Regions from separate parts of the Homo sapiens genome. Here region 1 is linked to region 2. Evidence: chromatin contacts called from ENCODE Hi-C data. All regions are on one chromosome and are shown on one strand. Each heading gives the region's core, a stretch centred on a gene start or an enhancer-like site at or near the end of the contact. The rest is flanking DNA. Distances are from core to core; before and after follow the strand shown. Region 1 holds the start of VPS41 (VPS41 subunit of HOPS complex). Region 2 overlaps AMPH (amphiphysin).

Region 1 (5,456 bases), core at 1,766-4,265, 450 kb before region 2:
GAAACCAGTGAGCCACTCTACAAATATAAGGTCTTAGGTCTGTTTTCTGAAGTCTATTAACAATTTTAGGTCCTATAGACTGAGAATGAGAAGTTGAATCTTACCTTTACCTCCATCTGCATTTTTGTTTTAGTTTTAGTTTTTGTTTTTGTTTTTGTTTTTTGAGACAGAGTCTTGCTCTGTCACCAGGCTGTAGTGTAGTAGTGTGATCTTGGCTCACTGCAACCTCCGCCTCCCGAGTTCAAGCGATTCTCCTGCCTCAGCCTCCCGAGTAGCTGGGATTACAGGCGCACACCACCACGCCTGGCTAATTTTTGTATTTTTAGTAGAGACGGGGTTTCACTATGTTGACCAGGATGGTCTCGATCTCTTGACCTCAGGGGATCCGCCCGCCTTGGCCTCCCAAAGTGCTGGGATTACAGGCGTGAGTCACTGCGCCCAGCCCTTTACCTCCGTATCTTGAAGTTGGGAGAGGGTGGACTGAGCAGGTGATTTGACACAGAATCAGTGACTGTTAGGCTGACTACTCCTCAAACTTGAAAGTATATGCATATGACTGAGGGATACTATTAAAATCCAGATTGTGGTTAAATACATCTCTCAAAGGGCCCCAAATTCTTCATTTTTAACAAGCTCCCAGGTAGTCTTTGGACTACACTTAGAGTAGTTGGAGAATACAAGACCACCTAGATAAGAGAGCCTCAAACTCTCACTTCACATGAGCAAATGGGATTTGGAGGTCACATGTGAATTTCATCCTGTCCACTGTCCCAGCACGAACCTGCTAGTTCATAGTAGGTTTCTTCCTCTAATTCACCTTTCCATACCTGTGTCTCTTCACTTTTCCAGTCTCTCCAAAAGGAAAGAGGCTCATAATACTTTATTGTAATCAAGAGAGTATACTGAATGCGGAACAAACTTGGGGAATTGAGAGTTTCTACGGTTAAATGAGCAGAGGAAAACCTATAAAGTCTGGCTATATCTTTAATAAGACCCATAACACCCTTCTTGAGAAAGAGAATAAACATTCTCATTCCAGAAAAGTAGAAAGGCCAGGAAGGCCCAGAGTGGATGGCCTTCAGCTTTGCTTGCTTGGGCTGCTTGACTTCTCACCAAAATAAAATGGAACCATAAAACAAAAATGACCTTGTGGTTAAGACAGTGGTAATAATCCCTTATTTTCCTTCTTCATCCCAATCTCATCCATTCAGCATAGAAGAGGAGATTGCCCAGTTGGAGAGGCTGTAGTCCTAGAGGTTTATGGGTGGCTGTCACTCATAACAGAAAAGAGAAAATTGGAGTTTGTGAGGAAAGTCAGAAAAGTGGAAGAGCTCATTTTATTTCTCTTTCCCGTGGATACTCGACTGAGGGCTTCCACAGTCTCTTTGGTCTGTATTAAAGTTTTTCTGGGATCTGGAGTTCATCATGAGCAATGTTTGGCCCTGGGCTGCTTTGCAAGAGATTTTAGAAACTCTTGGGTTAGGTTTATACTTGCCCTAGGTTTATACTTAGGGCATTGGGTGCTTGCTTATGGATTTCTTTTTTCTTTTTTCTTTTTTTTCAGATAGGGTCTCACTCTGTTGCCCAGGCTGGAGTGCAGTGGCACCATCAATGCTCACTGCAGCCTTAACCCCCACCTCAGCCTCCTGAGTAGCTGGAACTACAGGCGCACACCATTATGCCCGGCTAATTTTTGGTATTTTTTGTAGAGACAGGGTTTTGCCATGTTGTCCAGGATGGTCTCAAACTCTTGAGCTCATGAAATCTGACTGCCTTGGCCTCCCAAAGTGCTGGGATTACAGGTGAAAGCCACTGCACCTGGCTGCTTATAGACATTTAAATGCCTCAGGGTGGTCTATCCTGTCGGCTGAGTGATTAGCCCACTGGAAGAGGAACCCCAGCAAGGCTTGGAGGAAGAAGATGGAGGTAAGGCTGTTTAGGCCCTGGGGAGAAGACAGGTGTCTCAGAGATGATGTCACCTTGGCTTCTGGGCCATTGAGGAATCATGGGTTGAGCAAGCTACAGACAGAGTACTGAGTCCATGACTTCCTACTGGGTCAGAGTCAATGAGGCACAGGGAGTCAAAAAAGGTACTGAGGCAATCACCACATGCTGCCATTTGCAATGCCCTCTGCTGGTCACCAGCTACTCCAGTGAATGGAAATTGTAAAATGTCTGTCTTTGGACAAGGTGCTGCAGATTCCTGAGGGTTAAGAAACAGAATTCATAATGTTCAGAAACATGGAGAAGGAATCAGTCATTCTGAAGGCTGGAAGTAATACAGTGGTTGTGCAGATTTTGACCAAGGACAACTTCATATTGTGTCTTCACTTGAACATTTACCTATTGAATATCCTCAACAAAAGTTTAACAATTAATTTATTAAACAACAGAGATTTTTTTTAAATCAATGTTCATATGACAGGAGAAGACAAAGTAGCAAGCAAAAATAATGATATTATTTGTTGGCGTATAAATTTTCTCTGACTCTCCACTGCAAAGACTGCTTTATATTCACTGAATATACTTAAAAAAGAGAGAGAAAAAAGGACAAGAACACTTTTAGAGTAAGCAGCATTTGGCAATCACAGAGACTTTGGCATCAGGCAGGGCTGAATTCTATTACTAGTTCTGCCTCTTACTAGCTGCATGACCTCTGAGCTACGGTATTCTCCCCTATAAATGGGGATGATAGTAGGAATTGCTGTGAGGATTAAATGAGATAATTTATGCAAAGCTATAAACCCAGGGCATGACATAGTAAGTGCTTAATAAACACTAGAATAACTAGAGAAACAAGAACAACAATAAAATAAGCTATAGTATTAGCAATGGTTATGTTCACATCCTTCAAAGCAGAATTCCATTGAGTTTGGAGAATTGGCAGCAGAAATGAACCCTAGCAGGTCCGTCCCCTAGAAGAGATTTCCAGGCTCAGATGAAGCTAAAACTACATTTCCCAGAAGGCCCTGGGCCAAGTGTGTGGTTTCCTCTTATTTCCGGGTCTGTCAGGTGACTCTCCCGTGGCGCCATGGCGGAAGCAGAGGAGCAGGTAAAGGGTGCAGGTGGTAGTTGAGGGCACAGGGATATAGAGACTAGGGTGGGCTGTTTGGGGAGGGTGGAGTGGAGTGGGTGGAGGTGCGGAGCTGCTGGAATAGCGCAAGGCAGGTCCGCGGCAGGGCGGGGTGGGATGGCGAAAGTTGGTTTCGGGGAGCAGAGAGGATGCCAGCCCCGGGAGGGCACCTAGGGAAAGCGCTCTGACACACCCCCGCGTTCGGGCTGCCTTTCCTCGGGCCCCATCCCTGTGGCCTTTGCCCAGGGAAATTTTGGCATGAAGGCAGGCCCGGCTACCTCAGGGACTGACTGCCTGTGGGAGGAGGAAGAGAGGCCGGGTGACTGAAATTTAAGTTGCTTTCCACTTGAAGTAGGACAATAAGAACTAGGAGAGAGTAGACGATGAGTTTTGTTTTGTATCTATTGGAGTTAGGTACAGAGCTGGAGCACTGTTGCGGTGCAGCAGGGATTAAATGCATCCGTTCTGGAGCAAAAATGCCTGGGGTCCAAGTGCTGGTTCCTTTTCTTACCCAATGTGCTACTTTGAGCTACTTATTTAACTTTCCAGTGTGAGATGGGGGTAATAATAAGGCCGTCCTCAGAGGGTGGTTTAAGATGGAGAGAGGAGTTTATACACAAAGTTAGAGTACTTAGAACTGTTGGGCTTAGTAAAAATTAAATGGGATTATTTGTTGCTGGTAGTATCCAGTCAACAACTGGCAACGTGGCACTGAAGTTTAGGGTAGAAATTGGTGATGGGAATATGAATTATTTTCATATAGCAGTAGTGGTAATCACACATTTTATGAAATGACGAAGTAAAATAAAAAAGACAAAAAAGAGAAGCAGACCAAAAAAGAGGCTAGAACTTGGGGGAGATAACTTAAGTTTCCATTTCCAGTGTTATTTCAGTTGGATACTGTTTTTCTTCACAAGTTAACAGGGCTGTCAGTTGCAGTCATTGTCTCTAAACAGTGACTTGATGATGGGCTGTTTAGTATCATAAGAGTCATTTACCTAGTTCAATAATTTTTACTATTTTCAACATACTTCATTTGTTTTTACTTCATAGTGAAAATTTGTTCTGTATATATTTTATATATGCCAATAATTGAGACGTTTGACTAGGTAGAAATTTGGTTTGGCTGGTCCTTGTGATAACAAGATAACAAAGTCTCTTATCTAACACTAGAGACTCCTATTTCCATTCTAGCAGTTCAAAGGAAAACACTCATTAAGAACATATCATTTCATGACTGCCATTGCTCCTTTGAATAAGGGTGAGATTGTTTTTCACATTGTGCATCTTTATTTCATGTTGAAATGTTTGTTTTATGGTTTGATTTGAAAGCAAAAAACTGAGTTTCATATGTTCTTAGATATAGTGGAATAGAAATGGAGAGAGTTGCTCCTAGAAAAACCATTGTTTTTTCTTCCATTGAAAAAAACCTATGAAATATTTACCACTGTTTAGTGCAGAAGAAGAATTTAACAAAGTTGTCTGATATAAAAATGACACATACAAAATTAGGGATATAATAATGTTTCACATTTGTACATTATTTTCTAGTTTTAAAAACCCTTCCATATTGCATTTGGTCTTCCCAAAAGAATTCTATGAGGTAAATGTTTACTCTCATACATGGGTGAAACACCTCTGATATTCTAGACTTTCCAGGGGCTTCTAATCTTATTCAGAGGAAAAGCCACAGCCATTACGGTAGCCTGGTTGTCCCACAGGACCTTGACCCAGCTGCCCTTAGCCACCTTTTCTTGACCTCATTTTTCCCACTACTCTCCTTCCCTTCTGTGACTCTGCATCAGCTGTACTGGCTCTCTTAGTCTTCAAAAAGCCAGGCAGGTTCCTATCTCAGGGCCTCTTTGCTCATGCTGTTCCTTTTTGAGGAACCCTGATATTTACAGGCTTCCTCATTTCCTTCATGTCTTTGTCCAAGTGTTCTTTTTCATTGCGACCTTCCCTGACCATGCTTTGAAACCTTCCTGCATTATTTTTCCCTATAATGTGCATCACCGTTTGACATACTGTATTATAAAATTTGTTTTTTTTTTTTTCCCTGTATATTTCTGTGTACCTCTTACCACAGAGCTTGGAACATCCTGACAAGGATTTGTTCACTGCTGTATGTCCAATACCTAGAATATTGCTTGTTACTTAATAAATTTGTGTTAAATGATTGACTTTTACTGATAAACAAATTGAAATTCAGGCAACTTGAGTAACGTGCTCAGGCTTATATCTATAATATAATAAATCTCCAGTCCTCTGTCTCCATAGCTCATGACTTTTCACTAGAATACCCTACCTTTTTAAAATATATGTAAGAACCTAAATCTAAATAGTTTTTTTACTTTATGAAGTAGAATTAGCCCTTTCCATTTTA
Region 2 (5,798 bases), core at 1,206-3,705:
TAATACTTTCAAAAACGTCTCCAGCCTTGAAGCCAAGTTTCATAAGGAAATTGCGGTGGTGAGTCATGACGATAATTTTTGCATATGGAATATAAAGTAAAGGAAGGTTTATTTTGGAAGCAAATGAAATGGGATAGAATTATCCAAAGAATTCACCCTTTTGTATGTTTCTTTTAGCAGTGTGTTATTACCCTCGATAACATTTCTACGGTTTTTCATAGTGATCACATAGTTCTTTGTATCTTTTGAAGATTTTGCCACAGTTTTACAGTGTTGTTTCTTTTACCAGGCAGTTTATAAAGTTGGAATTCCCAGTGGTATTTTAGGCTAATGAAAAATTGCTCTCAAAGTATTTAGATAATCAACTCTGTTGTTGATTGCTTTTTGTTGTTGTTGTTCAAAAGGGTGGAGTCAATGTAAACAGTAAGCTTTTGTTTTCTGCCCTGTACTCTGGTTAATAAATATATACATATATATTTAGTTTACTCGTGTTTCGTTTGTTTCAGTTTTGACATAGATTTTAAATTTGAACCGTATACAGAATTTCAGTTATCCTGAGGCCATCCAAGCTATCATAAAATTTATAGCTTCTCAATAAGCAATTTCTTTCTTGGGGAGAATAGCCTGAATTGGCACCAGAATGACATGTGACTAATAGACAAGTGGCCTCTGTCCCCTTAGCTTTGCCACAAACTGTATGAAGTGATGACAAAACTGGGTGACCAGCACGCCGACAAGGCCTTCACCATCCAAGGAGCGCCCAGGTAGGCCCCTGCTCATTGGAGCACCTGTAATGTCCTGCTTGCTAAAATTTCTTCAATCTGTGGACCAGCCTGTACTATTTTATTTATCCTACAAAAGTCCCACAGGAGCCTTTTCACCCTAGAAGCTGACACTAATTTTATTTTTGTGCTTTTACATTTATGTCTGGCCTTCAGTGACCCAACTAGGATTCTTCTTCTTGTCACAACAGCATTGACTTTCTGCCTCTCTGCCTCTCTCTGCTTTCCATGAGGCCTGATAGCAACAGTGTGAAATTTTAATATATAATGTATATGCTTGTTGTAATATATAATTTGTTATGCACTTAATATTTTCTCCGGAGAAGAAAGGAATTCCCAAAGTTTATGACAGTTTGTCTTGATTGTTATCATTGATGCTGACGTCTTTCATGAATCCATTTTGGGAAAGGAAAGAGGAAGTAGGTGAGATCTCATCTTCCTCTTACCTCCTGACTCTTGATCTGGTGAACACTGTGCTGTTTTTGTTTTATTGCACGTTGCATTATGAGTATGCCAGTCAAATACCCCGGAGCCCCAATGATCCATAGGTGACCTGTCTACCTTGCCAGGGTTCGGCTGCACACCAGCTTTCTCCAGTGATTCTGGAATCCTTTTTATTCCATCCTTCGTAGACTTTACGTACTCAGAGATTGAAGGCTAGTGAGCTGGGAGTCAGAAGACCCAGCTTTCGGTTTTCTGATTTTGCAGTTAACTTGCTTTGCCTTCCTTGAGTAAGTTCAAAACCTCTCTGGTTAGAGGTCTCATTTTTTTTAATTCAATAGAAAAAAAAAGATACTATTGAACTACATGGTTTCCAAGGTAATATACAGTCCTGACATTCTATATTTGCCATTTTAATACAAACACTTATTTGCATACATTTATGAAAACACACATAGTCATACACATGAACCAACTTCTACATATGTTAATGTTTGGATCCCTCTAGAGATTGTTAATTTTCTTATTCCCTGCTCTTTGGATTAGCCCTACTTATAGGTTCTGCTATGGTTTCTATACTATGTAAGCAGTAGTATATCTTCTCTTTCTAAGGGAAAGAATATTGCCTGAAAGAATACATAAGAGAGGCAGAGTTACTGTTTTCAGTATGGTTATTTCAGTATGGGGCTAGGCACGAAGGAAGAATTGGAATGGGAATATCAGAATGATATTTGAGTGTTTTAAAAATGAAGTGCATGAAAAAATTTAGGGTTGTTCCCTTACATGGAAATGAAAGGGACAAATTCATCTGAAAATTGTAATGTTGCCAAATGAGATACAGTGAAGAAAAAGCGGGGCCATGACCACTTAATGAATGTTCCTTTCACTTTTTTTCAACATTCCTCTGCAGAATGAGGTGGTGAGTGAGCTCAGTGGCATCTCTATTAAGCTTAGATTGGGGCTATGTTTCCATCTGAGGCCATGATTGCTGGCATATGACCCCAATCATGTGGCATGTCTGTGTTCTCGCTAAAGGACCCAGTTTCCTCAGCCCTTTGAATATGTAGACCATGCTGCTGTGTACATGCTCTTTTATTTTGGGGTACAGACTCTGTTTCTTCGAGCTGTAGACTTTAGAAATTCTTAGAGAGTAGGATGTGTCCTGAGTGCTTCTTAGTCATCACATTTGGGCTGTTCCCGAGCGTCTGGCCGCATGCCAGGAACATGGTGGGTTCTTAGTAAACGAAACTGAATCTTGTCTGATTTTGTTGCACATTTCAAGATGCCTGAGTTGAGTAGTTATTTATAAGGTCTAGAAAGAGAAATAATTAGTGAGTTTATTTCCAAATGTTATTAGAAAGCACTTCTACAAAATCCTTACTAACACTATCCTAAGGTTACCTTTTAATATAAAAGTTACAATTTTCATAGTTTTTTATAGATTGTGACATGGCAAGATTCTCTTGTAAATAGAAAGTGAAACGAGTAAAATCAATTCAGCTTATGTTTGGAAGATTCTTGCAGAACTTGTTTGAAAGAACAGAGGGCTTGCATTACTAAGACCTGAATTCAGATTCACTAAATGGCTGGGTGATTTTAGAGTTTTTATTTTTAACCTATCTATGCCCCACTTTACTACTTGTAAAGTGGGGACAATAAAACATGGCTACTGTGAAGACAAAAGATAATACATGAATGAGGTCTCTGTAGTGCAAATAAATGGTACCAGTTATCACCATCACTGTTGCAATTAACCAGAATTAACCTGGAAGGGGAGAGCAGGACAACAGACAGTACCTGTTAGGCTTCTGGGTTTCTCTGAAATGGAAAACCCCTGATTAGATGAATACTGTTCTTGAGAAGGCCCCTTGCCCAATCCCCTGTGTTCCTCTAGTGATTCGGGTCCTCTCCGCATTGCAAAGACACCATCACCGCCTGAGGAGCCTTCACCCCTCCCGAGCCCGACAGCAAGTCCAAATCATACATTAGCACCTGCGTCTCCCGCACCAGCACGGCCTCGGTCACCTTCACAGGTAGGAAGAGGTCAAATATATTGGGGGATAGAGCTCATGATGAGATGAAGGTGGCCCCATCTAGGATAATCCCACGGTGCCGGGGCTTTAAGAGAAGTTTCCAGTTAGGGAGACTGAGATGTGAGGCTTTAGGCATTGTGATTGTCATGAAGGTATCCACCTGCTTTTCTTATTTGACTTGATATTTCCTCACATGCCCTATATTCAAGTTTTTTGGGACTTCTTACCACGTTCTCGGCATGCTCAGGCGAGCATGCTCTCTCTTCTCCTATCTCTTGCTACAAAACTCTTTTCTTTCAATGCTCCATTTAAATCCTACCTCTGCATGAAACCTTCCCTCTCCTAGTGGTTTAGAGTTGGCAGGTACTGCCAAGAAAAGCGGTTATGTTTATATGTCATCTCACATTTTTTGGTACACCTGGACATTTTTTAGTACACACACTTGCATATGAGTGGCCACTTAATAAAATTGAATTGAAGAAATAATTGAAGAGAAACAATAAGGGCTGGGCAAAGGTAACTGTAGAGAGAAACTACCACCTTTATTCTCCCTATGTTGGGTGAAAATGAAATTTCTGTAGAAAAATTTATAGTCCCCAGTCCAGTTCAAGCTTTCTTGTACAGATGCTGCTTGCCTTACAAAGGGGTTGTGTCCTGATAAACCCATCGTAAGTAGAAAATATTGCAAGTTAAAATGCATTAAATACACCTAACCTGTTGAGCATCATGACTTAGCCCAGCCTACCTTAAACGCGCCGAGAACGCTTAACATTAGCCTACAGTTAGACAAAGTTATGTAACACAAAGCCTATTTTATAACCGTGTTGAATATCTTGTGTAATTTACTGACTATAGTACACTGTAGAACATAATAGCAGTCATTTACCCTCGTGATCACAGGGCTAACTGGGAAGTGTGGTTCACTGCCACTGCCCCGCCTCATGAGAGAGTGTTTTCACACATTCTGCTGAATGCCTATTGCTTTTACACTTTCCTAAAGTCCAAAAAAATCATAGATTGAACCATCATAAGTTGAGGACCATCTATATGTAGTTGAACTAAGGAAAGTCTTGGGAAGATACATGCATTAAACAGACCTTTAAAGTTTTCTACTTTTCAAAATCCTTGAATGGAAAGTGAAATGTAAGCTGCCTATAGTAGGTCTCACCAATTCAAATGAAAAGCTGCTTTAGTTTTGAAATTTTAATTTATTTCCAAAATGAGAAATTATTTTCAGTTTAGTTCAGAAGAGGGTATTGCCCTAGTTTAACCTTTAAAGTATATGTGCCTGGCCCTACAGCTCTGTGTATTGTACTTGAGTTGAGATGAATGGACTCTTATAGCCTCAGTTTTGTTTTTGCCTTGAACCATGGCTTATCAGGGCTCAGAGAGCCTCACAAGTAGACAGCATTCTTTACCTGTATCAGATAGGCTTGCTGCTATATGCAGATACAAGTTTCAATCAGAGCTCAATCTGTCCATGTAGCTCTGTTCATGTGACCTTTCTTCGTGTCTGACACATTGTCTTTGGCTGGATTAATGTTTGTATTTAATGCTTCCTAGACAAGGAAAGGGCCTCCTGTCCCACCTCTACCTAAAGTCACCCCGACAAAGGAACTGCAGCAGGAGAACATCATCAGTTTCTTTGAGGACAACTTTGTTCCAGAAATCAGTGTGACAACACCTTCCCAGGTAAGTGCCTGGTTCAGGGCTGGTATGTCCATGAAAGTCCCATGGTGGAAGGACTCTCAGGGGCTAGCCCTAAAGAAAGTGGCGGTTCCAGAACCAACAACATAATTTTAATTGTCATTCAGGCTTGTTTTAATTACTTGGTTAGTCTGAAGCATTCTTACATGGGAGATGTACGGTATTTGAAAATTATCTTTTTTTTAATTAAGGGTAGTATATACTTATAGAAAATTGGAAAAATATTGAAAAGTGTAAAATGAATAATTTATCTTATTTTTAAAAATTGTTTTATTGATACCAAATATTTTACATATTTATGGGACACATGTATTTGTTATATGCATAGGATGTGGAATGATCGAGTTAGGGTATTTGGGGTATCTATCACCTTGAGCATTTATCATTTCTATGCATTGGTAACATTTCAAGTCGTCTCTTCTAGCTACTTTGAAATACCTAATACAGTGTTGCTGACTACAGTCACCCTAATCTGCTATTGAATATTGGGGCTTATTTGTTCAATCTAACTGTATGTTTGCATCCACTAACCAACCTCTCTTTATCTCCTCCTTCCACCCACACATCCTTCTCAGCCTCTGGTATCTATTATTCTATCCTCTATCTCCATGAGATCGATTGTTTCTAAGCTCCCATATATTATTAATTTGTGGCATCTGTCTTTTCTGTGCCTGGCTTATTTCACTTAACATAATGACCTCCAGCTCCATCCATGTTATTGCAAACAACATTATTTCATTCTTTTTTGATTCAGTAGTGTGTGTGTGTCTATACCATTGTGTGTCTATACCACATTTTCTATATCCATTTGCCCATCAATGGACACTTAGGTTGA

The links. Hi-C counts contacts between places; a loop is a spot of excess contacts on that map. Pooled maps may share reads with other maps.
Region 1: a loop to region 2 is called in a pooled map, with 9 times the contacts of the local background. The contact joins the promoter of VPS41 here to the enhancer-like site in region 2. A Hi-C loop is called at or near these places in 1 of 168 maps with a recorded cell type or tissue (Caco-2), 1 of 37 single-sample maps with no recorded cell type and 8 of 50 pooled maps.

What each region holds. Positions count from the first base shown.
Region 1 is chr7:38,906,750-38,912,205 of GRCh38, reverse strand. VPS41 (VPS41 subunit of HOPS complex) reads left to right here and starts at 3,015. Exons shown (of 29, transcript NM_014396.4): 1 at 3,015-3,052. The coding sequence starts at 3,032. RefSeq lists an enhancer at 2,908-3,007.
Region 2 is chr7:38,460,433-38,466,230 of GRCh38, reverse strand. AMPH (amphiphysin) reads left to right here. Exons shown (of 21, transcript NM_001635.4): 8 at 1-58; 9 at 682-764; 10 at 3,118-3,256; 11 at 4,820-4,948. Among named protein-coding and RNA genes, the nearest start is that of TRG-AS1, 120 kb to the right of the region's middle. RefSeq lists enhancers at 1,290-1,459, 2,482-2,561. Within about 2 kb of position 2,455, at least 3 of the 41 ENCODE cell types and tissues checked have a DNase peak (open chromatin) inside an H3K27ac peak, as active enhancers do.